Regions from separate parts of the Homo sapiens genome. Here all the other regions are linked to region 2. The links are chromatin loops, found by intact Hi-C in ENCODE. Cell type or tissue: Caco-2. All regions are shown on one strand. Links, peaks and the distances in the headings refer to the core of each region. The heading gives the core; the rest is flanking DNA.

Region 1 (10,351 bases), core at 5,871-9,870, 60 kb before region 2:
CCTTGATTTGAGGTGTCAGTGCTCCAGCACTGATGGCCAGAAGATGTCACTGCTAACCCATCAGAACCCAGCCTAAAGGGCTGTGGCCCAAGAAGCCCGGAATCCACTCCTCAGAGGCCTGATGGTGCAAATACTGCTGAGAAAGGGCTTCACGGGGTCTCAGCAACAAGCCCAAAAGTGAATCAAGGTTTCCTTATGCTGCTTCTTGGGTCCTCACTTGGTCAACATAAGGTTGCTGGTGCCTGTGTCAGCACACTCGGTAAATCTTTCACAGCTATTGTTAATGCTAGCCTGTAACTGAAACAATTACAAAATTGCTGACTTGGAAACAGAGGAAGTGGCGCAGGCCAGCCAGAAGCAAAGGTGATAGGGCCATTGTTGAGACACTGTTCACAGGGAACACCACAGCACCATGCCCATACCTCTGCCCACCTTGTGTCATCCCCTGTCAGCAGCACAGCGCCCCAACACACATGGATGTTAGCCCAGTCCCCTTCCCATGTGAAGATGGGCTCAACTCCTCATTTGTTTTCTTTTTTTTTTTTGAGACAGATGTTGCCCAGGCTGCAGTGGTGCAATGGTGTGATTTCGGCTCACTGCAACCTCCACTCCCCGGGTTCAAGCGATTCTCCTGCCTCAGCTTCCCGAGTAGCTGGGATTACAGGCATGCGTCATCACACCCAGCTAATTTTGTATTTTTAGTAGAGACGGGGTTTCTCTGTGTTGGTCAGGCTGGTCTCCAACTCCCGATCTCAGGTGATCTGCCCGCCTCGGCCTCCCAAAGTGCTGAAATTATAGGCGTGAGTCACCACGCCCGGCTCAACTCCCCATTTCTAAGAGGTGCAAGGAACACTTTGCATTAAAGCAGATAAGATGGCATGAGGAAGCATCATCTCTTTGTAGCAATGTGGCAGTCTGGCACGGCACTGAGACATGCTGTGTCCTAGTCACACATCAGGACCTAGGCCCAACACAGAGAGTTGGCCCTCCCCTTCAAAACCCATCACAGGTCCCACCTGGAGAGCTGATGATGCGCACTTGAGAAGAACTTTGTATCCAAACCTAACAAAGTCAGAGGGTCTGAAGCTCAGGATAAGAGTGCTGCCCTGAAATATATTTTTATCTGTGATGAACAAGTCCTCTCATGGGAAGTCCTGATGGAGAAAAGTGGCATGTCGCCTCGCCCCAGTATGTGATTTTTATTCAGATTCCAGTAACATCCATTGACATCTGTCACCAGCAAGGTGTTGACTGAGTAGGAAAACTGGCCATCCATGATGGCCTTTATATCGTTAGTTTTTCTGGTGATTGCAAGTTGCAGCAGCCTTTTATAAGTCAGGGTGCGTGGTGCTCTTGGACCTGAATTAATTTTATTTTAAAGCAGTATTCTTGGACTACATTCTTTGAGCAGTTTTTCCCTGAAACTAAATGAATTTAAGCCTCACCTTAAAGGTTAGTAGAATTAGATTTCTGCTCTCAAGCACTTCATGAGACCTTTAAAACCAGAACTCATTAATTCAACAACAACCTGGACCAAATACAAGAGCAGATGCTGACAGCTTACAAAGGGCCTCTATATCCACTGCCTTCCTTAACTCTTAGAATAAATATCCAATAGAGGATCACCATACCCATTTCTCAGGAGAGGAAACCGAGGCTCAGAGAAACAAAGTGACTTGCCCAAGGTGATACATGATCAGTGAGGCAGAGTCGGGCTCTGACTCTGGCCTCAGCTGCCTCTGAAAGATATAAGCCTGACCCCACGCTTGTACTTCCACTTTAAAAGATTAGCAGACAACAGATAAAGCTTTGGGAATTAAAACAATAATTTTTCTAACTTCCTTTAAATGGAAAAAAAAAGAAAAGGCACTGCTACCACAGGCATTCCATTCTGTCTTCCTTTGAATTTAATTGGCCAGACCAGCATGCACCAGTCAAAGATAATGCTATTATTCCAAGGAGATAATGTATTCAATCCTGCCACGAGCAAAATAACAAGAACCAGTTACCCTCAGTTTAGAATGGTCACGCCTAAGCAAAGACAGAGAGAGAGCAAGAAAGAGAAACAGAGCACCAGGCAGAGTCCCAGGACTGGGCACAGAACCCCAGGCGAAGCTGTGGCTACCTCGGCAGGAGTGGTCCATCTTGTTGAACTGAAAGTATCCCGACTTGCACTGGCACAGGGCAACGCCGTCCAGGTCAGTGCAGATGGAGGTGTCTTTGTCACATTCGGGACTCTTCCGCTTGCACAAGCTGCCCGCTGGAATGGAAAAACAAGACAGTGAAACAAAACAAAACCTTCTCCACTTCAAACCTTAAAATCTCCTCCACTTCAAAGCTCATGTGTCTGCATGAACTCTCTATTTCAAGAGGCTGAGAACAGTTTTCCGAAAAGTCTCCACAGAGCAACACTCCTCTCAGGAGTCCATCTGTACTGCCTTCTGCCACTCCTTCTCTGATCAGCCGCAGGCTGTGCACCAGTGTTCCCCGTTGAAAACACCCTCACAGCGTGCCACGGACCCACTGAGAAACGAAATTGGAATAAACAGGCCCTGTTCACTCCTCTGGTGCTCACTGCAAATACAGCCCTTAATGGCCCCGTGTCTTCCAAAGGACTGCGGAGGAAGGATCAGCACAACCAGAAAATACGGCTGAGTTCTTAGGAAGCCGAGACTTGGACTAAGAACAGGAGTGCAGGCCAGACCTGTTTCAAGTGGAAGTACATCTCAGCTCTGTGTGTCTGCATGGCCTAAAAAGGGACCTAGAACCACTCCCTGTGGCAAGGTGGCTTGCTGTCCTGACAGCGTGCTGCCTACAAGAGACTGGTGATGAGGAGAGATCTGAAAGACAATCTGCTTGCCCCGGGCTGTAGTGTAATTCTGCTTATCAGGCAGTTTCCCCCACTCCACTGATGGGTTCTTGAGGCTTCTTCATCTCTGGGTCTTCAGTGCCTGGCACAGGGACTGGTTGGTACACATGGCCGCCTGTCACTGACCAGGCAGAGAGAAACAGAGGCAGGCAGAGAAGGAGCCCATCTTTCAGGCTTGCTACCTTGTTTACTTTAGGGCCTTATTCATCTCATGGATGACAAAGAATCATTTCATTATTATCAGAAAGCATTTCCTGTGGGGCATATGGCCCTCTGTGAAGTTGTGTACAGCAGACACAATGAGGGTGCATAGGCCTCCTGTGTATATGGGGTACACAGAGAACAGAACAAAAATAGGAAACCAACTGGATAGTGGATAGTACCTTATTTACACCCATGTGCAGGGCAAGGCAAGCTAGATATTTGCTGTTGTTATTGGGGGGCAAGCTCAAGTTCAGAATGGGAAGAAAGATGCAAGGGGAAGGGCCATGTATCTATTGTGCAGGGAGGAATGGCTGCCAATTTTCCAGGCATGGTCTCCCATTTCCCACCCAAAGGAGGAAGCCAACCTATTCAGAAGCCAGGTACCCCTTTTAATGCTGCAAAACTGCCCCTGCCCAGGCAGGTTTTGGTGACATGAGCTGCCACCCCACATGGGGTTCCTGAAATCTGCCCCCTTTTGTGAGTCCTGAGAACTCAGGACCGGTAGACAGCCTGGTCACACGAGGTAAGCTTAGGACACAACTCTAGTTCTCAAAGCTGAATTTCCTGCCTTTATCAGTGGAAGCTAGCGTGCTCAATCAGAACCACATTTGTGTGTGTGACAGAATTTCCTTTGTTTATTGTAAAAAGTTTGTATTTAAGGGAGAAAAATTAAAAATGGAAAATCTCACCAGGCAAACACTGCAAAGCTGGCACCAGGGAGGTAATGAACTTCCACAATCCCTCATCTCAACTCTTTGAAGGCTTTGCCAGTCCTCAAGCCTTAATATAAAGAAATTCCTCCAGGGCAGAAACCTGTCCAGGCTGACACTTGCCTTGTCCAGCAGCCAGCCAGAGTTGCCTGGCCTGATTAGATATTTTCTGGAAGCCAATGTCACGTTTTCCTTCCACCCTGCCCATTAATCCAGCCTGCTGGCAAATCACTCTGCTGGAGCAACTGTGCCCTGCACAGAAGCAGATCCATGCAAAAGCATGGGACACAGGCCCTGCCTCTGCAGTGGAGGAGTTGCTACCCTACAAATTCTCAAAGAATATTCTACCATAAATTCATCCAATAGGACCACGTAGAATCCCATTTTCATATAAAGCCTGGCAATGTGATTTTGCTACATTCACAATTCCCATGGTCTTTCCTGGGCATAACATCCGCCAAAACAGACAATGAGACTCTAAGTAAATCTAAAGCTGAGACATTCCATGGGGGATTTCCAAAGACTAAACCTCTGGAGATGACAAGAGCTGCAGTTCTTTGAAAGGCAAGGAAGTGGATATTTTATGAAGTGAAGACAGAAAACCCTCCTTTCCAATGGCAGTGTCCAGAGTAGCCCAGCACTGCCCTTATGCTGGAAACACCCAGATGTCAGAAGCTGTCAAGGCCACCTCTCTAGTACTCAGAAAGGTTAGCATGAGACCAGGCTGGTCTTGGCAAAACCTGGAGAAGACCTGGGAGGAAAAACAGGGAAACAAGCCTGTTTTTTTCAGCTAATATGCATAGCTGTCTTTGTTCTCACGGGCTCTGAAAGGAGAAGTAAATAGGAACTTCAGCAAGGCAGCAAGGGTGAGAGGTACTTTCCCATAAACCATATACAAGCAGTCGGAAGAATGGGAGTCAGAGGGTGGGTAGGGCTGCCATGAGCAGGCTCTTTCAAATCCAAATGGCTGGCACTTGATTTGCAAGGCACTTGATTTGAATGCATTTATGGGAAACAAAAAGTAACCTGGTGCAATGTTGATCACATAGAATGTATTCCATAAATATTTAGTGAACTGAAAGGTGACTTTCCTACCTCACTGGGGAGGACAACTTGGTACCCTTGAATCCTTGTCAAGAGAAACAAAAAAGTAAAACCATAGAGTCTCAAAGTTTCGAGCATGATATAATGGGGCATGACCTTTCTACCTCACTCCCCCATCAATAGTAACTTCAACTTCAGAAAGTTTAGCTTTTTTTTTTTTTCTCAGATTAATAACTAGCCTTAAATGGGCCAAGCTCCAGCTCTTATCCCAGAATGAAGGGCTAACAATCTGGCTCCCAAGCTCTGTAATATACAGGCCCACTCCAGAAAGCTCTCTTGACTGGAAGTTATGGAACCCAGGCCCACTGGGAATGTCAATGTCATGGATCTACCAGCAGACTGTTACAACCTGATATCTTCTACTCATGTCCAGCGTCTGGATGCCAGATGGGTGGTTTAGACTAGATTCTCCATCCTTTGCCAGCCCTACTTGTGTAGTAAAATGAGCTAACTTTGATCATGTAGCACGTGGCAACAGGGACAAGCCCCCTTTGCAAAGAAGTACTTTAGATTCCAGTTGAGTTTTCCTGTCCTGGAGGTGAAACTTCTCCTCTAAGACCAAAACTTCCCTTTTGAACTTGTCTCCAATCCCTTTCTTCATTTGCCTCACACCAGAGGCACTATAGAAGCTTTTGACAAAACAGACAAAGCAAGAATGAGAAAAGGAAAATAATTGTTTATGGCGCCACTGTGGGCATTCTGGCCTCCATTCTTCTGGTTTTGTTTCTGTGCATTTATAATGTGCAAACAAACAAACACAAAGGATGGGTAATACTGCACATGCTTTTTTTTTTTTTAACCTAATAATGTATCATGATGAAGGTTTTGGTGGTGGTTGTTTATTCTGTTTTTTGAGGCAGGGTCTCACTCTGTGGCCCAGGCTGGGGTGCAGTGGTGCAATCATAGCTCATTGCAGCCTCGAACTCCTGGGCTTAAGGGTACCTCAGCCTCCCATAGTACTGGGATTACAGGTGTGAGCCACTGCCTCTGGCCAGATGAAGGTTTTTTTGGGTCATTGACAAGCATGTACATTCTGTTTCCCCAAAGAGAGCAGGAACTTTTCAGTGGAAAAAGAGTGATTTCTGCTTTGTCACATCAGCTCCTATGCCCCTCCCCCTCCCACATCAACACTGGATAAAATAAACAGAAGGAGCTGCATGCCAAGGACCAGGTGTCTTCAAGGCTTGTGTACAGGACTCTGGGTGTGTGTGTGCATGTTTGTACATGCATGCACACATAAAAGAAGATGCATGTGCACAAAGGTCTTTGACTTAACACCCATGCCAAAAATAGGCTCTGTGAGGGCCTTTCCTGGGCCTGAGCCCTGGATGCCTTGCATTTCCATCTTAGGTCTGTGCCTAACTATATGGGTAGGATCCTCCCAGAGGGCTGCCCTCTTACCTCTAAAGATCCGCCTCTGAGATCCCAAGAGCTGGCAGACCTCAGCAGAGGACTTGCAGGAGTTGACACATTTCTGCATCCTATCAGCCAGGTCAAATAGCGTCACATTGGAGGCCAGGGAAAAGGTTGTTTGCAGTGAGATCACCACCGCGTTGGACTCCCTATAGGCAAAGTTTGTGGGTTTTTAACAGCCCTGAAATGACACGTGGGTCCCAAGGCTTTTGGAAATGAATGTCATCGCCATTCACCAGTGACGGGATGGGAGAGCATGAAGGTCAGTGACCTTGGCCCTGGATTGCCCCATGGCTGGGTGAAAACAGCCCGGTTTTGTTGCTATCACCCATGTTAGAACAGCCTCCCCTTTGTACAGACTAGTTCACAAGCAAATATAATTCTGTTACTTACCTAGAGGCGTGAACTGTAGATCGGATGTAACTAGGTAACGCTGAAAAACACATATTTAACTGAAAGGAAGAACAAGCCTGTCGTTAACAGTGAGTTAGACAAAAGCCTTGGACCTAGAACCAGTTTCCTATTTTCAGGATAAAACAGGCATTTTCCAGCCATCAAGTTATCAGCACGCGGCTTTGCACAGAAGTGGTGTCCTTTTTTTGTTCCCCTCTTAAATGCCTTTCTGTTGTTCCATGAGTACAAAGAGAAAGAGGCAGAGAGTAAATCAGTGGGGAAAATCTTGGCAGGAAATGATGTTCAGAATAGCACCCTTGGATGCAAAACATCTTCAAAGAAGCAGCTCTCTTTTAAGGCCCAGGGTTTCAAACAACTCAGAGGCAACTGTTTATTTGGACTCTGCATAGTGAACGAGCTGCACTGGAAAGGCTCCTTTCAGCTACTCTAGGTCTGACAGGCCCTACATAGACGCCTCATAATCTACAATGAGTTGACCTAACTCAAAGACAGGTCTTCTTCAAAAAGGCTCTCCGTGAGAAATTACATTATGTGGGTCAAGAGCCCCTTTGTTGAGAGCAAATTAAGAGCTACTCTCCCTATGTTTGCCTTGTGCCCTTGGAGACGGCAGAAAATCCCTCTACAGCATGAAATATCAGGCCTGCTTCCCTGCTACCCTGCACAATAGGAGCTATCGAGACTCCTTTCCCGGAGTGGAGGGTCTCAGTACTGGGCCCAGTGCAGATCCACCTGTGTTCAAGGCCCATGTATCAGATACATGCCACTCTGCAGAAGATGGAGGCAAACATGGGACATTATCAAACCCTTTCTATGACATCAGTGTATAGCCTAATAGCAATGATTTATTATTGTTGTTTTATTATTAACCTGTTTTTCCAGGTTTGGTAAACAGAACACCTCGGGAAAGAACATTTGAGTGGCTTCCTCAGCCAATGATGGATTAATCTTCACTCTTTCTTGGGGACAGGTATGTTACATCACCAGTAAATTATACATTGATACTGGGCAAAAAATAGCAAGTCAAATAAGTCACTGAGCGCCACGTAATGCAAAGGACTGCACTTCTGCAAAGGGTTCTAAATCCCTGTATTATCTTAGCAGGAGATATCCACCTGCAGCACGACCAACAGGCAGCTGTGGCGAAGGGACAAGTATAGGATTAGTAGACATAAAATTCTGCTGTGTAGTAAAGAATTTAACCTTGGCCCCAGGGAAGTCAGGCCTTTGCTCTTGGATCCTGGGAGGCCATCTCTAAGCCCTTGGAATGTGCTGTCTAATAAAAACTTCTTTGTTTACCTGGGGGTGCTGGGCCATGCCAGAGAGTCCAACAATGTGATTTATGGTGGGGTTGGGTAACATGGTATCAGCTCAACCTCTAGAGGGGCTGGAGATTGAGGTCAGCCACATGACAAAGCCCCAGTCAAGGCTCTGGAGAGCTTCCGTGGTTGGCAGTACTCCCTGCATACTGGACACACTGTTGCCAGGAGGAGTTAACACTGTGCATGACTCCTCAGCGGGACGACAGCTGGAAGCTCTGCCTTTGGAACTCTCCCGGACTCTCTGCCCCGTGCATCTCTTTCCTTGGCTGATTTTAAGCTGTTGACTTTCACTGTAATAAACCGTAGCTGTTAATATAATCGCTTTTAGTAAGCTCTGTGACTCCTCTAGTGAATTATTGAAACTGAGGGCGATCTTGGGGATGCCTGAACTTGAAATTGGTATCAGTAGTGATGGTGGTTTAGTGGACTGTTCCCCAACTTTGCACCTGCTCTGCGTGGACTCAGGCAATGTCATTCACTTCCAGACCTCCCGGGGTTCTATCTGCAGATGTGCTGGCAATGCCTGTTACAGGAGTGCGCCATCTGACATCGTCCCTATCATGAAGTGAATGCTCAGGAGATAGAGAAATAGAACTAGATCCGTATTTTACACAGATAAAGTCCAAAGTCCTGTAGAAATGTATAATTCCTAGCTAATATACTAACTCTTATCCACAAAGAACAAGTAACATTGAGATTGGAAATCAATTCATCTCTAAAGTTTTTTAATGGCAAATTTCAATTTTCTGAACCTAGAGTTTAAGAACTCACTGTATAGATGAGTCAAATCTCTGACTCAGATAGCAGTTGAGAAGCAAAGTTTATTATATGAGCTTCATTTTCCTGTCTTCTTTCTTCCTCTCCATTTTCCTTTTTAGTTGTTTCTGTTTTGGGGGGTTTCTTTTGTTTTTGAGACAGGGTCTCACTCTGTCACCCAGGCTGGAGTGCAGTTGTTCGATCACGGCTCACCACAGCCTCAACCTCTGGGGCTCATGTAATCTTCCCACCTCAGCCTCCTGAGTAGCTGGGACCACACGTGCACGCCACCAACCCTAGCTAACTTTTGTCTTTTTTGTAGAGACAGGGTCTTGCCATGCTGCCCAGGATGGCATTTTTCTTTAAAAAAAAAAAAATTCTGATAAAAAGCGGGCAAAGAGGGAAAGAAGCAGAATCAAAGACCCCTCGGTCATCTATACAGTGAGTTCTCAAACCCTAGGACATCAGGATTAACTGCTGCACCTTTGGCATTCCTTTGAGGAAAAAGAGTATCATTTCCCTAAGTTCCAAAATACAAGAGGAAAGTCACACAGCCTGTTAACAGCAGATGGGACCGTAAGATTTTTCTGGGTCTTTCCTCCTCACCAACAGCTCCTGCTGATGCCTGTCATCAGCATGTCTGTAACTATGAGTTTGCACATGGAAAAGAAACACAAAGGTGCAGATAAAGACTGTGCATGAGGACACATTTGAAGAAACTCTTCTACTGGGCACAAATACCTCACTTCCATTTCTGAAAGGCTTTTTCTTTAACCAAGAAGTTTCCCTTCCAAATATAACAAAAGTGAAGAGCCCAGGAGACACAGCTGACCGCTAGGCAGTCCCCTCTTGGAATAAAATCTGTTCTAGGAAACAAAAGACGAGTAGAAAGATGCCATTCAGGACACTTACCGTTTTGGTGATCTCATTTTCAACTTCTTGTAGGTCTGAATGTTTTTCCACAGTTGTATTAAGAAAAGTTCTCTTTAATTTAAACTCTGTCACGAAGGTTCTAACTGAAAATGAAAATGTAACTTGTTAGATTACACAACAGAAGAACCTATGCAAGGCTGTGTGTTTGCACATCTCTGGGGTGTCCGGCTTTACTCCACCTCACAGGACAATCTCTGCATTTCTTTCTCCTTATGGGTGAAGACTCCCTCTCCCTCTTCTAGATTTTTCTCTAGCAAAGTGAGCATCTACTGGACTGTGCTGAAGGCTTAGATTGAGCAAACTTTTGAGAGAGAGAGAAACTCCAAAGAGCCTTTTTTGTATGTGCAAGGCTGCTAAGAGGAGGAGCCTTAGCAATGTCCCTAGGATGGCCTCCCGCACAATAGATGCCCAAGAAAGCTGCTACAAAGAAGAAAGATGAACAGGTCTAAACAATGTCATCCTAGGAGGAGGGAGGGAGATGTGTTAGACACTAAAAATGCTCCTCAGGCCTCATCAGGCTTTCGACAGAGGAAAGCTCTCGTCCTCTGAGGTCTCCAACTGAGTCATGCCCACCACTTCAAGGGGGTGCTTCAGTTTCCTCTTGTCCTTAGAGCCACACCCATCCAAAC
Region 2 (10,351 bases), core at 3,010-7,009:
TAGGAGTGGGGGCACCCCAATGTAATTGACAGTGAAATCAGCAGGGAGCCCAGTGTCTTTGCCACCTGAAACTTGATGTAGTCAGAGCTTTCGCCAGGGGTTTCCTGCCTCTACTTGTGTTAATCAGACTAGGCTAGGCTATAGTAACAAATAGGCCACCCAGATGCAGCAGCTTAGCACCATGTGTTTCATTCTTGTTACCTTAACAGCCTTAGACACCGATGTTCAGCTCAGTAGGCTGTGTGAAGAAGCTGTCCATTGAGCTGAACATCAGTGTCTAAGGCTGTTAAAGGAACAAGAATCCACATTATGCATCCACGTTATGGTGGTTCTGCCATACTCTAGTATGGCTTCCAAAGTTGCTCTGGGAATTGGCATCCCAGTCAGCCAGAGGTGAAAAGAATGTGGTGGTGTGAGCAGAGGAGGTTTTGGTGGGCCCGGTCTGGAAGTGCCTCATCTCCTCTTACATTCCACTGGAGAGAGCATGGTCACATGGCTCACCCAACTGCACAGGGGGCTGGGAAATGTAGTCTAACCATACAGGCAAAGAAGGGGAGAAGGGATTTGGGTAGACCGCTAACCATCTCTGCCCTACCTCTAGATATCAGTAGGGCAGGGAAAGAAAGGGAGAGTAAAAAGATTCATCTTTTGGTCTCAGTTTCCTTCTTTATGAGGGTGTTGAATCAAATGATCTCTCAAGGCCCATCTAATCTAACATTCAGTGGTGTGAAGGGGCCATGAAATGTCCTTCCACACCAAAGTGAACAAACTGTGCAGGTTCCTGCCACAGCAGACCTGCAGCTTGAGGAGGCCTCCTCTGCTGATTGGTCTGACTGGTAGACTTGACAGAGAGGACCTTGGGTTCTCTCTAAGTTCTGTTCCAAAGCGATTCTCATTTCTTGGCCAAGTCAGGTGATCTCTATTGATCTGTCTCCTTAGCTGCCTAGCGGGGAGAAAAATCATTTCCCTCTGCTGCCTCTTGGGGTTGTCCTGAGGATATGATGAGATCACTGACCAGAAGGCACCAGGAACTCTTCTGACTAAAGTGCTCTGCATGATGCCCTTATTGTAGCCAGAGCCTTTTATAACACTGCATTCTAACCTGGCCCCACGGTGTGCCCAGTTCCTGAGGATGGTGCCTGTGCAGGATTTCACGTGGGTTGGCATTGCCATGGCTGGGATGCAGTGCCAGATGCACAGCAGTAATATCCTACGGACACTCAGGACTCTGGTGACTACGGGTCCCTGAGGGCTGACAGATCAGTTAATAGACCCCTGGATTGAGTTTCACCTAGGGACAGGTAGGCTGGGCCCACAGATCACTGTCTCCACTGGGGCATCTGGCCGGCTTCTCTGTTATCTGCTCATCACCCTATTAAACCCTGAGTCTGTTTACTCATCCTCTCATCTGCTTGTCCCCTCCCACTCTCAATCTACAAGGTGCTTTCTGGGATGCTCTGTGCTTTATTCATCTTTATATCCTCAAAATCCAACATAAGACTTTCTTTTATTTAGTCATTCAACAAATATTTACTGAGTGACTACACTGTGCCCAGCACTGTGCTGAGTGCTGGGCAAGTCTGTGACATCGTAGAGCTTAAGGGTTTGGAGGAGACAGACAGTAATTAAGAGTATAAATGTAAACTTGTCATGTGTAAGTGCTCGAAGGAGAGCACTCAGGAGGGTGTGCTGGGTTTCCCTGTGGACATGAAATTGAGCCCTGATCCGAAAGCTGTGTAGGCTGTTAACCAGGCGAAGCAGAGTGGGGAGAGTATATGCAAAGCACCTGAGGCAGGAGGAAGTGGGATGCATGGAAAGGACTGGAAGAGAGCCATTGTGGCTGAGGTAGAGAGTGAGGAAGAGCATGGAAGGAGGTAAGCCTGGAGACTTTGATAGGAACTAAATCAGGGAGACCTAACAGCTCATTTTAAGGATTTTTTATTTATTTTAAGAGTTTAAGGAAGTCATTATAAAGTGTTAAGTAGAGAAGGTAGAGTACAGTGAAGGTGGAGGAGGAGGAGGAGGAGTTAAGGGGCGAGGGGTGACATGATTTGGGATTGGAAATCATCATTCTAACTATAATAAGAGGAATAATTTAGAAAGAAACAAGAACTCATGCCCGGACTCTTGGAGTCCAGGTGGGAAGTGATAATTCTTGGATAAGAGTAATAGAAGTGAATTCAGAGGAGAATATGGATGTGAGAGATTGCAGTAGGTAAAATCCACCAGACATGTTGATGGACATGGAGGATGAGGGAGAGAGAGAGAGTGGCAAGGTTTCTCAGGTTTCTGGTTTGCATGGGTTGGATGGATGGTGGTACCATTCACAAGGAGAGGGAACGGTGGACAAGAACTATTTGAATCTGCAGACTTGGAACTGAAGGGAGAGGTCCAAGTTTAAGGTTTGGAGTACAAGGGGATGGAATTAAGTAGGGAAGAGAGTATCATAGTCAGAGAAGACAGGCTGAAAATGAGTCCTGGGGGACACAACATGAAATGGCTGGGAGAGGAGGCTGAGCCAGAAAAAAGACTGGAAAGGAGCCACTGAGAGATAGGAGAAAACCCAGGAGAAGGTTACATCACCCCAGCAAAGGGAAGGAGATCCTGGCTCACAGTGTGCAATCCTGCCGAAAGGTCAAGTGAGGTGAAGACTGAAAATAGCCATTCGTTTTAGCAACATAGAAGTCACTGGTGATCATAACAAAAGTGACTTCAGAGGAGTGTTCAGAGCAGAATCCACATGGAGAACAGTGGGAGGAGCGAGAGCTGAGGAAGCCGAGCTGGTGGAGATAACTTTTCAAGAGAGTTTGGCTCTGAAGGGGGAGAGTGAGCTGGGACAGTAAGTACAGGGGAATGAGTAGAGGGGAGTTCTTGTTTTTAGGGGGAACATTTGGACGTGAAAATGGTCTGTGTGGGAGGGAGAAAGTCAAAGGTGATGGGATAAGGTTTCTGAGAAGCAGGAGGGGATGGACTCCGTAGCCCAGGTGGACAGACTGGCCTGGGAGGAGGAAAAGAGGAGAGCGTGGGGCACTGCAGGGCCTGGACTTCCCTCTGGGGACTTCAGTTTTCTTGGTAAAGTAGGGGACTTGACTTGTAAGAGAGGCTACTTGCTGTGAGTGGAGGGAATGTAGGGGCGGGCCTGAGGGATTTGAAATTTTGAGAAACACCAATGTATTCTTTTCCTAGAGCTGCTGTAACAAAGTCCCACAAACTGGGTGGCCTAAAACAACAGAAATGTATCCTGTCACTGTTGTGGAGGCTGGAATTCTGAAATCAAGATGTCAGCGGAACCATGCTCCCTCTGAAGGCTCCAGGAGAGAGCTCTTCCTTGCCTCTTCCTAGCTTTGGCGGTGGTTGGCAATGCTTGCTGTTCCTTGGCTTGTAGCCCCTGCCTCAATCATCATGTGGTCTTCTTCCCACTGTGTGTGTCTGTCTTCACATGGTCTTCTTAGAAAGACGCTGTTACTGGATTTAGGACCCCTTATAATCCAGTCTGATCTTATTTTATTCACATCTGCAAAGACGCTATTTTCAAATAAGGTCACATTCACAGATACCAGAAGTTAGGGCTTGAACATATCTTTTGGGGAGACATAATTCTATCCATTATCATTAAGACATTTAGAAATGGTTGTAGAGAGGGAGAGAAATGTCCGAGCATGCCCAGCGCTGTCACGGGCCCATGGGGACTGGTGAAGATAAACCAATAGTGAGAGTATGCTGCGGCATCAGCTGCTCTCCCACTTGCTCCTCTCTGCTGACCGGCATCCTTGGGCAGAGCTGGGGCACCCCAGCCCTCTCCTGCTGCAGGGCAGGTTTCCCTCCCACAAGAACAGAACCTTGTGACCTCTCTTGACTCTTCCTCCCTTCCTGCCTCAGCCTCCATCTCTGCCTCCCATTCAGTCCCTTTCTCTGCCCCAAGGTACATGAAGAACTCTTGAAGACAGGAGCTGCAGAGCTGGCCCCACAGCACCAGAGATGTCACAGAAGAGCAGAATTCCAGCCCTCCATGGCACATGGGCTACATCTGCACTATTTTGTTCAGAGCTCCAAGAAGCAGGTGCATTGGGATTTTCACCAAAGAACGAAAGGAATAAACCCATCTCCCTATTTTTAACCCCCCAGAAGAAGCCTTATTCTCTCCTTTCTGGAATGTCAGGACCAGTGTCATTTTGTCCAGGCTGCATTGACCTCTTTGCTGGACCCCGGGCATAGGGAGCCCTTGCTGCTTCTCCACCCACCAGTGCTGAGCTCCGGGGGTGTTTGCCTTGCAGGTCCAAGGTGAGAATGTAAACACTGCAATTCCTCTGAAAACTGGCTGGAACCTCCTCCAGGGAGGAAGGGTTGCTCATGGGCTGGCCAGGCTCCCAAACATCATACACAGCAACCCGGAGCTCCAACTTAACACAGCTTGGGGCAGGTCCTCAAATGACCTTCCGTTTCTTGTCTGCCCATCTGAGAGGACCATTCCATTCCAAACAACATTCCTTTGATAAAAGTGGTTACACACTGTAAACATCAATGAGCCAGGAACATTCTCCGGTGCAACAGGATTCTGATAAAGCAGTCCTATTTTGCAAAACCTTCCAGTGTGAAACATCCTCCCCACAGCAAGCAGGGAAATTCCTGGGATGCCACAACATTGGGCAGAGTGTCCAGGGCCCCAGGGAAGGAGCAGAAAGTCTAGAGGTGGAGCTCCCATTGTGGGCAGAGGGACCTGAGTTTTCAATCATCTGTTCATCAGTCACTCACTCAACAAATATTTGCTGAACATGTCCCAAGCGCCAGGCTCTGATGGAGTCACTGGAAATGCAGTGTTTCCACATGACTGCAAAGCTCCCCTGACTTTCAAAAAGCAGCAATGATTTCCTCTCCCCACACAGTCCAGGTTGACAGTCGGGTGCAATATCCACACGCCTCTCTACCTCACTCCCTCTGTGAGTCTGGATGTGTTCTTCTTCCTCTCCAGCCCCCTGGGCCCTCATTCTGTTGGCTTTTCTGCTGTCACTCTCTGTTCGCAGGTATCTCTTCTTGAGTCTGTTTCTGGGTCTCTCAGTCTCTATTCTTCAAGTCTCCCTTTGTGTCACCAAGTGCTTCCCAGCCTAGCCACTCCTCTACCTCTCCATCAGTCTGCCTTACTTCCAATCAATTCATCCCCATTTTTTTCTCCTTCCCTCTTCTGTTTCTTCTCCTTAAGTGACTGTTGATACAGAACTAGATACATTTTTCTTAGGTTGGTGGAATAGACTTTCACATTCTCTGGTGTTTAGTTCTAAAATTGATTGAAAAATGTTTGTATTCTTTAGTGTTGTCTGAATTTCTTATAAGAGTATGTGTAATTCTTTAAAACTGTTTATTAAAATACGATGCCTATATTAGTCCATTTTCATCCTGCTGTGAAGAAGTTCATGAGACTGGGTAATTTATAAAGAAAAAGAGGTTTAATGAACTCACCGTTCCACATGGCTAGGGAGGCCTCACATTCATGGCAGAAGGCAAAGGAGAAGCAAAGTCACATCTTACATGGCCGCAGGCAAGAGAGTGTGTGCAGGCGAACTGCCCTTTATAAAACCATCAGCTCTCGTGAGACTTACTCACTATCATGAGAACAGCATGGAAAAACCCACCCCCATGATTCAATTACCTCCCACCAGGTCCCTCCCATGACACATGGGGATTATGAGAGCTACCATTCAAGAAGAGATTTGGGTGGGGACAAAGCCAAACCATATCAATGCCCGTGAAAAAGTGCCCATGAAATGCCATGCAGAGCTCCAAGAATCTCACTCACTGAACACACTTGTGTAGCCACATCTTGGACTAAAACTTGCTTATGTTGCCTTTCAATATTCTCCCCCACATGCGTCACCACTGCCCTCACTTCTCTCAGCATGGACTCCTGTCTTTGATAAAAGACCAAATCCCTGGTTTTGTATGTTATGGAAGTGAAATGCAGTCATATGGATTAGTTTGTGTCTAGCTTCTACTGTTCAGGACTTCACGCTCTTTGTTGCATGTAGGCATGGACTCTTCATTGTCTTTGTGAGGTGGTGGCCATTGTGGGGCTATCCCGCAATTTCTCTTCAGTTGTTAATAGGTATTAGGGTAGTTTCCATTTGCAGCTGTTACAAATAGGCTGCTGTTAAAATTCATGTATGTGTCTTTTGATGGCATGTATTACTGTTATAATCAGGAAAGAACAAAGAAAACTATTTCCATTTGGAAAGATGGGGATGGCCAAGTGGGATGTTTTCATAAAAGGGCTCTGGAGTACGAGACAGAACACGAGTCTTCCTTCTGGCTTCTCTATTCTCTAGTTCTACAACTTTAGGCCAATCAGTTAACCTCAGTGAGTCTCAGTTTTCTTATCTGTAAAATATGAACGGTAATGCCTGTCATTGGTAGGCATTACTACCTCACAGGGTAACTGTAACAATCAAATGAGATGATGGATATGAGGAAAAAAATTTTTAAGGTGTCATGCAAAAAATAATGACCAGGTGTGGTGACTCATGCCTATAATCCTAATGCTTTGGGAGGCTTAAGCAAGAGGATTGCTAGAGCCCGGGAGTTCAAGACTAGCCTGGGAAACATAGTGAGACCCTGTCTCTACAAAACTAAAATGAAATAAAAATTAGTCAGGCATGGTGGCATGCACCTGTAGTCTCAGCTACTTTGGAGGCTGAGGCAGGATCGCTTGAGTCCAAGAGTTCAAGGTTACAGTGAGCCATGATCATGCAACTGCACTCCAGCCTGGGCAACACAGCAAGACCCTGTTAAATAATAATAATAATGTATTTATTTCTCTTATTAAAGAAAAAATTAACAGCAACAATGTGATGCTCTTATCTGTTTTAAAATTTTGAACTTTTGACTTTCATTAGACATGAGAGCTCCCGAATCCCTGATCCACTGTGGGCCACAAAAGAGAAATGTCTCAAAATGTCCAATCTCCAAAGGTCTATATTTCACATGAGCAAGTGGGAACATGTGGCCTGTGCCATGTTTTTCCCCTTCCAGGTGGCTCGCATTAGTTGGGGGCTCCTGGTCTAGATGAGCAACAGAAAACCCCACCGAGGATGCACCGAGGATGCACAGAGGAAAAACCCACAGAGGAAAAACCCACAGAGGATGCACAGAGGATGCACAGAAGGCCAGGTCTGGACCTGTCTTCAGACACCAGCCAGTGCCCCATCCTCTACCTTACACTGCCCAACCTCATATAGCAAGGATCTGACGAGAGTGGGCAGGAGACAGGACTCCATGTCTGCTGACCATCAGAGCCAATCTAAGACTCTTCACTCTCCGCCAGCATGGATCATCTGTTAGTTTATGCGGGCTGTTGGAGTCCACACACTGGTGAAGATAGGCAGGGCACCCTCCCACCCAAGTTCTTCCTCCCCATCCACCCAAAACAAACCTTGTGTCCTGAGGCTCATGCCGTGAAATGTGTTGTTTCCTCAGGCCTCACCCGGATGGTTTCTACAAGGGGAGACCTCGAGCAGCCAGCCCACAGATTCTTTGTGAGCACCCACCACACTGGCAGCCCTGTCCTCAGTGCTCTGGGGATACAAAGCTACAGGCTCCCTGCCCTTGGGGCACTCCCACCTGGGTGAGGGGGGAAGTATAGCCTGAATGACGGAGAGTGATATGAGTGAGGAAGGGTCTACAGTGCGAGGGGGCTCTGAGGATGAGCAACATGTGAGAGGGGTTCTGAGGCAAGAGCTCCTGAGAGCCTCCTGGGGAGACGGGGAAATGAATGAGAGCCTTGAAAACTACATGAAACCGGTGATTCTCAGCCCTGGCTGGACATCACCCATGCCAGGGGAGCTTTCACAAAATGCCAGTGCCTGGAACCCCCCTACTCCATCACAATCGATGGCTGTGGGGCCCGGACATCAGTGTTCTTCCAAGGCTTCCCAAGTGGGTCTAATGTGCGGCCACACCTGAAACTGAAACTTACTGCACTAGGAGATAGAGACTCAGTGTAGGCTTTCAGCAGTAGAGGGACATGATCAAAGGGTCACTCAAGAAATATTTATTGAAGGGAGAGGGCCAGGGTTGAAAAACTACCTCTCAGGTACTATGCTCACTAGTTGGGCAATGAGATCCCAAGAAGCCCAAACCTCAGCATCACATAATATACCTATGTAACAAACCGGCACATGTGCTCCCTGAATCTAAAATAAAACGTTTAGAAGAAACATTTAGTGAGCACCTACTCTGGCTATCCAAAGATGAAGAAGATGTATGTAGTGCCTGCCCTTGTCCAGCCAACAGATTAGGAGAAAAAATGGATCCATAAATATGTGTAATGTAAGGGAAGTTATTTCACATAAGTATGAACCAAGTGCTCTAAGGACATTGAGAGTTGCTAGAGAAAGCATTCTTAGAGATATTAGAACTCTGTCCTGAGAGATGTTTAGGAGTTTCCCAAGCAAAGAAAACAGAGGAGAACATTATACATGAAAGACAGAGTACTACACGGGTGCTGAGTCCTGTGGGGACCAGGTGTGCTCAGGGAATATTGGGAGAGGCGGACAGGAGGCTGGAAAGAATGGGGAAGGTAAACGCCAAGGGCCTGGATTTTATCTGAGCTCTCAGTATTTGAACAATGAGACAGAGGGGACAGGTCAGAAAAGAGAGAGGAAGGTAGACCAGTTAGAAGCCACAGTAGTGATTCAGATGTAAGGTGATGATGGGCTGGACCAAGGAATTGACAGTGGGAATGAGGAAGGGAGAAACCCAAGAGAGATCTCCTTAAAAGGCAATGGAATTTGGTAACAGAACAGAGATAAAGAAAGAGGGAGAGGTGAAGATGGCTCCACAGTGACTAATTTGAGGCAACAGGATAGATAACACAGGAATAGCAAAGACTGAGGACGCTGGGTAGATGACTTAAATTTTGTTTAACTCCAAGACATCCACACGGAGATGTGTCCAAAAGGCTAGCAGAAGGACAGAAGCCGGATTGTAGAAGGTGAAGGGGGAAAATATAAGGAGAGAAAGTGGAATATCCAGATACAAACTATATACACCAGGCACTCCGCAGGAGAAGGAAAGAACAGGGGTGGCACCTGGCAGATCAGGTACCAGCGTATTTGCCAGGACTGGCCCGTGTGTGGGTAGAGACCGGAGAAAGGAGGGGGAAACAGGAGTCGCTGAGGAGATGGTCCGTAAGGCACAGGAGCATGGCGTCCAACAGAGGGGAAGAGTTTGCCTTTAGAGAGGACAGGCATGTCTTTTTTTTTTTTTTTTTTTTTTTGGAGACGGGGCCTCACTCTGTTGCCCAGGCTGGAGTGCAGCAGTGTGATCTGGCTCACTGCAACCTCCGCCTTCTGGGCTCCAGCAATTCTCGTGCCTCAGCCACCCAAGTAGCTGGGATTACCAACGCACCACCAAGTCTGGCTAATTTTTGGATTTTTAATAGAGATGGGGTTTTGACATGTTGGCCAGGCTGGTCTCGAACTCCTGGCCTCAAGTGATCCGCCTGCTTCGGCCTCCCAAAGTGCTGTGATTACAGGTGTGAGCCACCACGCCTGACTAGGGCAGGCATTTCTTAATAGAGGTAGAGATGTCTGAGAAAATGTTCCCCAGGGCCCAGGTCCTGTCTAAAGAGAATAGATCAAAATCATCTAAAGCAGGGCTCAGGAAACATTTTCTGTAAAGGGCCAGATAGTAAATAGTTTAGGCTTTGTGGGCCCTATGGTGCCTGTCACAACAGCTGTAGAACTCTGCTGCTGCAGTGTAAAAGCAGCCACCGACAATGCGTGAGTGGGTGTGCTGTGTTCCAATAAAGCTTTCGTTTCAAAAACAGGCAGTGATTACAATCGTTAATTTTATGTTATGTGAGTTTCACCTCAATTAAAACAAAAGCAGGCCATGGGTTTGATTTGGCCCATGGGGCTGTAGTTTGCAAACACCTGTTCTAGACAGTGGGGCAAGAGGGGTGAAGGGCAGGATGGGGAGGAGCACTTGGGGACTTAGAGAAGACAAGGACTGTGCTGGCTTCCATGGGTCCCATGAACAGTGACCAGTGAATGATCTGAGTTCAAATCTGACTCTGTCACTTCCTAGCTATGGGACTTTCAGTAAATTACTTATTTACTTATCCTGAGCCTCAGTTTTCCTCTTCTATAAAATGGGGAAAAAGAGTACCTACATCATTGCATTGTTCTGAGAATCAAATGAGATAATGAATGTAGGTGGCTAGCATAAGGTCAATAAAGATTTTCTTACTTAATTTTAAGGATTGACTATGAATTGCAAGACCCTAGCTGTTCCTAGGGCTCCAAGCCCTGCCTGGGGTCCCTGATCATGGATCAGCTCTTCTCTGGACTGTTGTCTAGGC
Region 3 (10,351 bases), core at 2,084-6,083, 87 kb after region 2:
GGAATCCTTGGGGTTTTACTCAAGGGCAAGGTGTGTGAGAATTTGCAGCAAAGCCGTCAAGAAACACAAAGTGCAGCGTCTCAATATCAAGCACGCCCAACTTCCAGGGAAGACTTCCGCAAAATCAAGGGCGCTGTTGTCCTAGTCCTAGGGTCAACACATGTTCTCATTTTCAAAACTTTCCTGGTCACTGGGACCCAAGGCCTGGGAGCAGCATTTAACCTGCGGTGCCACTAAATGAGAGCCGGCCTTGAGTGAGTGTGCCTTTAACCCGGGCTGCCCTGGGCTACTGCCATATCACCTGACCTTGCAGCTTCAGGCTGCACTCCGCTTCCCTTTGTGGGGCTGGCAGGGGCACTCTGCTCTCAGCCTTCTAGCTCTGAGAGGAGAAAACCAGAAGTGGCCCCTTCCTGTGCCTCTGTGTGTTCCTTTGCAAGCCGTTGTGTGCCTTTTCTGCAGGCGCTTATGGAGAGTGAGGTGTGTTTGTACCATCTCCCCGTCAGATTAGGAATCCTCAAGGTCAGAGACAAGTTCCCTCCTCCCTCCGGATCCCCTCCTCATCCGCAGGTGGCTGCAGTCACTGGGGTGCTGGATGAGTCCAGTGACCATACATCCTGCCCTACATCCTGCCTGGACAGCCTGGGAAGTGTTTTGATGACTGATCAACCCAGAGAGCACGAGGGGAGAGCAAGAGGAGGAGAAAGGATGCTGCTGCTCCTGACTGAACGTGATTGAGGTGCCCCAGGAAACTACCTTGCTATGCAAAGTATGGTCCCCAACCTGCGGCATTGGAACCTTCATTTTAACAAGATCCCCAGATCCTGAAGCACTGCCTTAGAGTATAACCCAGGGCCTCCAGGGACCTACTCTTCCAGGACAAGCAATGATAATGACAATGATTATTTATTGAGCACCTACTTTGTGCCAGGCATGACACTAGGCCTCTTATAAACATTATCTTATTTTATGCTTTGGCAACCTAGCGAGGCAGGCGTTATTACCTGCTTTTCAGAAACAAAGAGAGCAGGTCAGAGAGGTTAACTACCTTGACCAATTCTATGCAGCAAATTATAGCTGAGCTGGAGCTTGAACCTGGAGGTCTGACTCCAAAGCCATGTCTCTGACAACTGTAGTATATGTGATGCAATCTTTCACATTAGGCCAACAAGGACAGCCACTTGCCAACTCGCTATGGGGCCCAGAGATTTAAAGGCAAATGCAATCCCCAGGGAGATGTCTAGAGGCTGCCCCATTGCCTAGTGCTGGCCTGGGGTGTGGGCACCTATGTGTTGGGGTTAGGTCAACCCTGTGGCAGAGGCCTCAATATTTCTTCAAAACACGTCCCTGAAGATGAAGGTGCATGCCTCAGTCCCCAGGGAGCATGAAGATCCAGGCAAGAGGGACATGTAAGTTGGATTGCGAGCAGGCCTGGAAGCTCTAGCACTGGCCTTGTCTGGGCCCTGGAGTGAGGGTAGTGGGGAGAAGAGTGGGGTGGGGGGCCCACGTGGGTCCTTTGTATATTATTTAACTTTCAAATTTGCAATTTGGGGCATCATCTCCTGCCAGCCTCAGGAGGCGGCACTCTCCTGCCAGCTCCACCTCTGGGTTCACTCCCACCCCCAACCCTCGGCCAGCACTCACAGGCTGCTCGCACCACAGAGCCCACTCTCTGCATGCCCACTGTCAGCCCAGGACTTCCTGCCTTGTTCTCTGGGTCTGTAGCTGGCTGCCTTGCTCCCCACCCAAATGTGAGTGACTTGAGGGCACATATCCCACTTTGTGCTTTATACAGACCCACCATCCTGCCTCCTACCCCAGGAGGTACCCCCAAAATGGTGAAGCCAGAAGTGCCTTCAGGGACGCTTCTACAGTCACATGGAGAGTAATCTGCAAATTCCCCACAGCCAGGGGACACCTGCCACGTGCAGTGAGAGGAACACAAACCAGCAGCGGGGGGGCACAGGCAGGATGTGTCGGCCCACCCCTCAGCGGTCACCCATCGCTTCCTCGGAACTCCCAGCTGCTCAGGGCTGAGGCGGGCGAGGCTCAGAAGTGTGGAAGGGCCCTCCCCAGCTGGTGACTGCATGTGGCAGGCATCCATACCCGGAACGCCCAGCCAGGGAGTCGGGCCAGCCCATCCCTCCTGCTCACAGAGTCACAGAGTGGGAGCAGACTCGGGGGTCGAAGCTGGGCAGCGCTCGCTCGCACTTCCTTCTGCAAACTTGACCAGGTCCCACGGCCTCTTCAGCCCATGGCTCCTTTCTCTGATCCCCAAGCCAAAGCCAGCAAATGAGAATAATCCAGTAGAGACAGCTGGGTTTTGGGATCAGGGTAGGGGCTCAGAGCCAGGGGTCTGGGATTCTGGTCAGTCAGTTTTTCTTCATCAGAATCAATCTCAGAACAAGAGGGAGGCCTAAGGCATGCCTGCTGCTGGCCAGGGGTGATGGGGACCACTGCCCACAGAAAGCCTTCTAACAAGGGCTGGATCCAAACAATCAAGGAACAAGGATGCCTAAAGCATTAGTTTCTCATCTAGCCAGAGAAATATTAAATGTGCAACTCACATAATTTTACAAACAAGAACCACCAACATAAAATAAGTGGAATATTGAAAATATTCAACAGGTAGAACAAGTCAAAGAACATGCTTTGCTTCCTATTCAGGCCAGGAAGGGAGAGAAAGAGAAGAAATGGAAGGTGAGGAGGGATGGGGAGATGGCAAAGTGGGGGCAGAGGGGAAAAAGAGAGACAAAAGGATTGGGGAGAAAAAACAGAGAGAGAAAAGCATAAAGGAAGAAAGGATGAGGCACAAAGAAAAGAGGAGGGAGAGCAGGTGGATTTTGGGGAATGCTGGACAATTGGTCAGGCTTGGTCTGCAGAGGCTCAGAAATCCTTACCTGGACATGAGCCTTTGTTTATAATTCTTCACTGTTCTAACCCTGAAAAGTACCTCTGTTCTAATCCTTAATCTTTCCCCCTTCAGGTCAAGAATGCCTTTGAGAATCTGGCAGTAGTTCTGAACCCTGTCCTAGAAAAATACACTTATTTACATACAATTTTGCATGCAACTTCAGGGGCTCAAGGACTCTATGTTAAAAATACTTATTCTAGAAGCTCCACTCTGATTGGGAGACCCATAATGGCCAAAGCAAAAACACCTCAATTGCCAGATGAAACTAAAATGAGGGTGGGATGTGTTGTATTCAAGTCTTCACATTGAGCTTTAATCATACCATTGGCTTCAGTGACAGAATTTAGGGCCTAAGCACCTTCTCCTGGTTACTACCCCAACAGTCATATTGGAAGCAAGGCTGGTTACTCCAAGGGGTCCATTGTGTACATGGATGGTTATTTCGCAGTAAGGGGCCTGTCAAAGACAGGTAACAATGTGTGAGTCAAATTAACCCTTTACAGATCAATAGGATTAGTAAATCCCATATACGTAGTAGTTTCCAAATCTGAATGTACATAAGAATTTCCAGTATGCTTACCTAAAATGTAGATTACTAGTCCAAAATTTGAGAGTATGGATCAGACTGTTTTTCTAATGAGTTTCTAGATAATTCCGATACAGGAAATCTCCAAACCAAACGCTGAGACACACTGTTCTCAGAGAACATTGCAAGCCTGAGAGGCTGAGCTTCTGGTCCCACAGGTCAGCTGATTATCTACTCCTTGCAGTGCGATTCTTGTACACTAGGGGGTAGGACTGAGCACATATACAAGGGCACCGCAAGACGAGGTTTGGACTACTGCATCAAAAAGGCTACCTTTACAGGGGAAAATAGAATGAGCAATGCAGAACATGAAAGGTAGAGTGCCAGGAGAAACCTTCCAAGGGCCTCGAAGACAGTAGTTCCCAGAGCTGACTTAAAAATCATGATAAAAAACTACCTGGAGCACTTCTTACAATCCAGATTCCCGGGCCTCAGGCTATTAGGAAACGCGCTCACACACACACACCAAGTTTCCTCAGGGATTCTGATACACACGCAAGTATCACAACTTGTTTGTTTATGGCACTTCAAGCCCAAGGGTATTTTGATCACTATACCAGACCATTATCATAAAGACGCTTCGAAAAACTAAAGTGCCCTTATAATTCTAAAGCAAAAAACAGTGAACATTACCAGGGTTTTCTTCTTCTTTTCTCTTCCTCTTCCTCCCCCTCTTTCTTTTTCATTGAGGAGGCTAATTGGAGAAGGTGGGCCACGCTGGAATGCCCTGAATGGGTTCCAGATGGTGAAGTCATTGGCCTCTTGGCCCAACTGTTCCTCCCTTTTCCCTGGAGTGCTGTACAAATATTATCATTTTCTGGCTGTGCAGTGACATAAAAATGGTTGAGAGGCTCTAGGTCAGGTGTAAAAGAAACTCATGGAAAGGGAAGAACAGCTCGGTCCAAAAGAAATTGTGGAGATACTTTCCGATTCTCTGCAAGGTGGAGAATCCCAAATCAGATGCCAAGCTCAGCGTGGATTGGTTTGGGCTCATCATGTTGTCCAGTCCCCACTGGCTTTGGCATCTGATCTGGGATTGTGAGGGGGTGCGGTAGGTCTCAAGAGAAATGCTGAAGGGGCAGCCCTGCTTCCGGCTGCTTAGCAGAGTGGTGGCGACAGGGAAACCCAGGCACAGATTGCAGATCCTCCGCCCAGGGAGGATGACCACGATAACAAGACTGTCTTACGTTTATTTAGAATCTTCCTTTGCCAAGGCAATCGTATTTATAGTAGTTGCTCATTTTGAGTATAACTTTTTAAAAACATTTTGATTTTCTGAAATTTGGATGTCTTACAAGCAACATGAGGACTTAATGTAAGGCTTTTTTCCACCTGAAAATTTGGTGTGAATTAAAATTGATGGTGACTTGGAATTGAGGAAATACGTTTTATTACATCATTTAATCTCTAAATAATCTGTGAGGCAGATATTATTATTCTCTATTTTCTAGAGGAGGAAACTGACGCTTAGGTGATTTCCCCAAGGTCAAGGATTGAGAAAGTGGCAGAGCCAGGACTAAAATCCAGGTTCCAGTATTTCTTCCCTGATAATGTCTGAGCAGATTTGTTCATACACTAGGAATTTGGGATTGCAGAGTAATTGCTCCAGAACTGCTCCAAAAACTGGCTGCCACCCACAGTTACTGGGGCAGAGAAAGCAAGAAGTGACTTTCCTTTTGCTTCAAGTAGAAATTTGAGGGAAAAGAAATAGAAATGTATATAGGTTTGTATGGTGGCTGTTTGTTTGCTTTAGGCCATAACAGAAGTCCCTTGATTACTTCAGGAGCTTCAGAATGTACCATGCTCATTCCTCATACCACGATCACCTCTGGTACGTGTGAGTTTAAAATGGTGCTCATTCGGTCATTACAGATTTACTGTTTGAATTTGTTATTTTATTTACTTTAGAATGCTTTTCATTTTTAGCAATCAGGATTCTAGAGTGTCATATCTTTAAAAGTCTAGCATTTTTATTTCTGCCAGTTCAAGAGGATGCAGGAAGAAGTTTAACAGAAGAAACCGTCTTCAAAATAATAAAACCCCAAAATTATTCTCTACAATATCCAGTAAGTGCTGATTTTCTAGAAAACAGTTGGCAGGGGGAGAGAGAGAAGGAACCACCCCTCCCCCCAAACTCAAAGAAAAAATAACTACTTTGGACATATTATTTCTAATCCTTTAAAAAACACTCTTCCAGGAGGGTATTTCTTTCCATTAGACAGATGGACAAACTCAAAGGGTTTCGGTGACTTGCCCACAGCCACACGGCTAACAAGAAGCATGTGTTCTGATAGCATTAATCAGAAAAGCATATATTGCTGACATGGATTCCCTGTTTCATGAGGGCAGGGACCATCGCTATCCTATTCTCCGCTGTATCCCAAAGCCTACCTCCTGGCACCCCGTAGGCTTTGATGACTACCTATAGGGTGGGAGGATGGGAGGAAGAAAGAAAGGGAGGCGGAACAGGTGTGTGTGCAGCCAGGCGCTCCGTCCACCCTGCCACTCCTCTTCTTTGGAGACAGTGCTCTGACAATCTGTTCCATCAACTCCATTCTCCTGCAACTCTCATCACACTTTCACAAGCTGCGCAGATTACGTTTCCTAGGACTGTGTCCATCCATCTGCCTCACTGGATGCTGATCCACTCTGGTGTGTTTCCCAGTCAGTCACTCAGCAAAGTGCAACCGAGAGCCAACCATGTGCCCGGTACTTTCCAAGATGCCAGGATAAAACGGCAATAATATGGGATTCCTGTGCTTGAGGTTTTTACAGCCTGAAAAACAATGACCTCTGCATTTCCTACTCAGCACCGCGTGCCATCAACATCCAAGGTATGGGGATTTTCTGTAGCTGCCTATCAAACTCTCTCAGCTACCACCAGTGCTTCTTTCTGCTATATCTGATGCCTTGTTTTGTTACTTTCAGAAACACCAAAGGATGGCCGCAATTGAGGGACTCTTCTCAATAGCATGTTCTTGTGCTTCTTCATTTAGGACACATCTCCCATGCTGGGAAGTACAAGACAAATACGAGGAGTTGGGCAAGTGTCGCACTAAGTTCTGCCCCTGGCTGGGCAGCCCACTGACTTCTAAGAGATAATGAAATTTATGTATTTATTTATTTATTTATATATTTTTTGAGATGGAGTCTCACTGTCTCATCCAGGCTGGAGTGCAGTGGTGTGACCTTGGCTCACTGCAACCTCCACCTCCCAGGTTCAAGCGATTCTCCTGCCTCACCAGGAGAATCTTGTGATGCTGTAAGATGATAAAATGCCTATGTGACGAGACAATGTGGGGCGGATGACGCAGGCATCGTGACATAGCACTTGGCTATTATTGGCCTTGAGCTCTGGACTAGCTGGGGTTACAGGCGCGTGACACCACACCCAGCTAATTTTTGTATTTTTAGTAGAGACAGGGTTTTACCATGTTGGCCAGGCTGGTCTCGAACTCCTGACCTCAGGTGACCCACCCACCTTGGCCTCCCAAAGTGCTGGGACTGCAGGCATGAGTCACCATGCCCGGCCAGATGATGAATTTTAAAATCAAGTTTTATTATGGGGAAACTGAAGACCCACAGATATTGGGGTGCTGGCCTAGGGTCCCACAGACAGTGGTAGAGAGAATGCTGGCTTCAAGTCTCCCAGTGCAAAATACTTTAACTACCGTCCCCTTTCACTTCACTAGTCAGCAGCTTCGCAAACTGCATTTTCAATGCCATGCCCTACATGGGACTTATGTGTCCTGCTTGTTTTCTAATTCAGTCAGTGAAGAGCAGGCGGCCCCAGCAGCTGGAAACAATGTGAGCTTGATGGTTAAGGACATGGACCCTGAGGTCAGAAGCCAGGGCTCAAATTCTGGCTCCATTGCTTACCAGCTGGATAACTGCTGGGCAATCTAACCTCTCTGAACATCAGTTATCTCATCTTTATCATGGGGACAATAACACACAGGGACTCCATAGATAGGATATAGTGAGATGTATAATGCTTAGTATAGCACCTGGCACAAACAGAATGCTCAATAAACATTAGCTATTACAGTATCCCCCCTCCCTTATCCATTAGGGGTACATCCCATGACCCCCAGGGGATGCCTGAAACCAAGGATAGTACCTAACCCTATATACACCACGTTTTTTCCTATATATGCATACCTATGGTAAAGTTTAATTTATAAATTAGGCACAAGAAGATATCAACCACAATAATTAATAATAAAATAGAACAACTCTAACAATATACTATAATAAAAGTTATGTGAACGTCTCTCTCTCAAAATAGCTTACCATGCTGTATGCACCCTTCTTCTTGTGATGATGTAAGATGATAAAACGCCTACGTGACGAGAAGTGAGGCGGATGATGCAGGCATCGTGACATAGCACTTGGCTATTATTGGCCTCGAGCTCAAGCCCTCTGCTACTTGACAGTTGACCTGATAACCAAGCCAGGTACTAAGTGACTGATGGCAGGCGGTGTGTACGGTGTGGCCACACTGGACAAAGCAGGGTTCATGTCCCGGGTGAGACGGTGCAAGATTTCATCATGCTACTCAGAATGGCGGGCAATTTAAAACGTATGAACTGTTTGTTTCTGGTATTTTCCATTTAGTATTTTCGGACTGTGGTTGACTACGGGAAATGGAAACCATGGAAAGTGAAACCGTGGGTGGCGGGGTGGAAGCTACTGTGTTACTTCCCTTGCTCACCGCACCACCTTCAAATCTTAAATTCAAGAAATGTACAGCAATGTGAATTGACCCAGGACTTTTTTCTCATCTTAATAAATTATTCCACCTTACTTTCTTCTCTGCTTACAAGCAGAAATATACTCAGTGTTTCAAAAAGTATTAATTTCGGCGAGGCTGTTTGGTAAAGAATGTCTGATAAGGACACTGTGAGATTCTGATGCAGGAATTGATGTAGACATCTGACATAATTTTCTGATGGCTTATTAGAAATAAGTTTGAGCCGGGCGCGGTGGCTCACGCCTGTAATCCCAGCACTTTGGAAGGCTGAGGCGGGTGGATCACAAGGTCAGGAGATCGAGACCATCCTGGCTAACACGGTGAAACCCTGTCTCTACTAAAAATACAAAAAAGTAGCTGTAGTCCCAGCTACTCGGGAGGCTGAGACAGGAGGATGGCATGAACCTGGGAGGCGGAGCTTGCAGTGAGCCAAGATCACGCCACTGCACTCCAGCCTGGGTGACACAGCGAGACTCTGTCTCAAAAAAAAAAAAAAAAAAAGAAGGAAGTTTGAAAGGACTAAGAGCAGGGTAACAGTTGATGAACCACTTTTCTTAATCATTATTGCTTACTCTTGCCAAAAAAAAAAAAAAAACCCAACTTCGTAACTCCAATTATTTTTAATTTTTCAGAAAAGTGGCACATATTCTCAGAGAAGCAAGGGAAATTTCCCTTCACATCCCTAGACCGTATGCTCAGGGTGAAAGAGACTATTGTTTGGGTCACAGACTTGTGAGCCAGACGTGATTTTCACATGCAAATGGTGGCCACATACAGAGATAATCCAGGCCCCGGGCCAGGCAGAGACCCCAGCCGGCTGCCTCATCATGCTCTCACGGGGCATGTGGCTGAGCTGTAGTGCTGTGATGAGGGAGTGTGCCATCCAATGGGAGAGGCCATGTGTGGAAAAGGACTAAAAATACAAAGCACGCTAGAAACCGTGCAAATGAATTTAGTTCAGAGTGAGAAGGCATTTCGTCACTGAATCATGGATGGGGCTGGCCAAGGTTCACCAGAGGAAGTGAAGTGTTTGAGTTCATGTGCCAGACATGGTGCCGGCTGCTTCGTCTCCAGTATCTCAGGGCCAGGCCATCAGTGTGTGTGATCATGCATGGGTCTATGTGTGCACCCACTCATGTAGCCAGTGGCGCGAGAAAAGTAAATACTTATGGCAGGATCTTGGACCCTTTTAAATGTTTTCATCATTGTTTTGGATTATAAACTAACGAGACAAAAAATCAATCAAAGTTCTCATTGGTTAAAATAATTTTGTTTGTGTTTAACAAGTATGTGGATGTTCCCGATGGCGGTGGTGGACCAAAGATGGGATGAGAGGTGGGATGAGAAGGGCGGGAATGGAAACAATTAAGAGGCATGTACAAACAAATCAAGAAAATGAGATCACGAAACTGTCTCCCAAACTGCATCTGGTCTTCATCTCTACCCCACCTCGACTGCATCAGTCCAGGCTGTGTCTTCTCTAGACTGGACAATTGCAACCACGTTTGAAGGGCCCCAGCCTCAGTCCCTCCCCATTTGTGCCTACCCTAACTCCAGGCAGGGCTCCAAAGAGCAAATCTGATTCAACCCCTTCCCTGCTTCAAAGAAAAGCCTATTGACCTTTTGCTCAGCTTTTATGATTTCCGTATCTTTAAAACGCATGTTGAATTTTAAACTTATTTCTGGTTATTTTGTTTGTTTGTTTGCTTGCTTTTCTAACTAGAGAGACTAAGAAAATTCTCAAGATATGTCATCAAGCCTCTGTTTATAGTACATTCCATCTGGGACTTCTGAATGTTGCTACATTAGTTTTAACTTCAAAAATATTATATACTATGTGAGCTCAATTATGCTTTAAAACGAAAAAGGATGAAAAAAAGGCTATAAGGAAATAGCTTTTAGATATATTTTTAAATTAAATATGTATAGTTCTTAATAAAAATAAGTTAAAATTATAATTTAGTAGGTACTATCTACTCACATATATGAATACAAATATGCAAGGCAAGAATACTGGAAGGAAATACACTAATTATAAATACAGATGCTCCTTGACTTTCAGTGGGGCCATGTTCCGATAAACCTGTCATAAGTGAAAAAT

What was found. A loop is a pair of places that touch in the nucleus more often than their neighbours do. Peaks named below come from ENCODE experiments on the same cell type or tissue, not always from the same donor. Only the 100,000 strongest peaks of a DNase experiment are listed, where the experiment ranks them.
Region 1: a loop joins it to region 2, with 6 times the contacts of the local background. A loop is called at or near these places in 49 of 110 quality-filtered maps.
Region 3: a loop joins it to region 2, with 6 times the contacts of the local background. A loop is called at or near these places in 67 of 110 quality-filtered maps.

The regions. Positions count from the first base shown.
Region 1 is chr3:124,995,564-125,005,914 of GRCh38, forward strand. HEG1 (heart development protein with EGF like domains 1) reads right to left here. Exons shown (of 17, transcript NM_020733.2): 9 at 9,702-9,805; 10 at 6,694-6,752; 11 at 6,289-6,449; 12 at 2,126-2,260. Among named protein-coding and RNA genes, the nearest start is that of HEG1, 55 kb to the right of the region's middle. RefSeq lists a silencer at 1-136 and an enhancer at 5,768-6,967. In Caco-2, for the core only: no CTCF peak of the experiment used is centred there; a DNase peak (open chromatin) is centred at 8,048.
Region 2 is chr3:125,058,685-125,069,035 of GRCh38, forward strand. DAGARR (differentiation and growth arrest related lncRNA) reads left to right here and starts at 2,727. Exons shown (of 2, transcript XR_007096044.1): 1 at 2,727-2,839; 2 at 3,187-5,389. In Caco-2, for the core only: no CTCF peak of the experiment used is centred there; a DNase peak (open chromatin) is centred at 4,637.
Region 3 is chr3:125,147,019-125,157,369 of GRCh38, forward strand. All of the region lies in intron 5 of SLC12A8 (solute carrier family 12 member 8), which reads right to left. MIR5092 (microRNA 5092) reads right to left here and starts at 4,534; the gene lies at 4,447-4,534. RefSeq lists enhancers at 153-222, 633-692, 1,823-1,912, 2,023-2,212, 2,233-2,302 and 1 more and a silencer at 7,862-7,911. In Caco-2, for the core only: a CTCF peak has its summit at 3,721 (motif pointing right); a DNase peak (open chromatin) is centred at 3,693.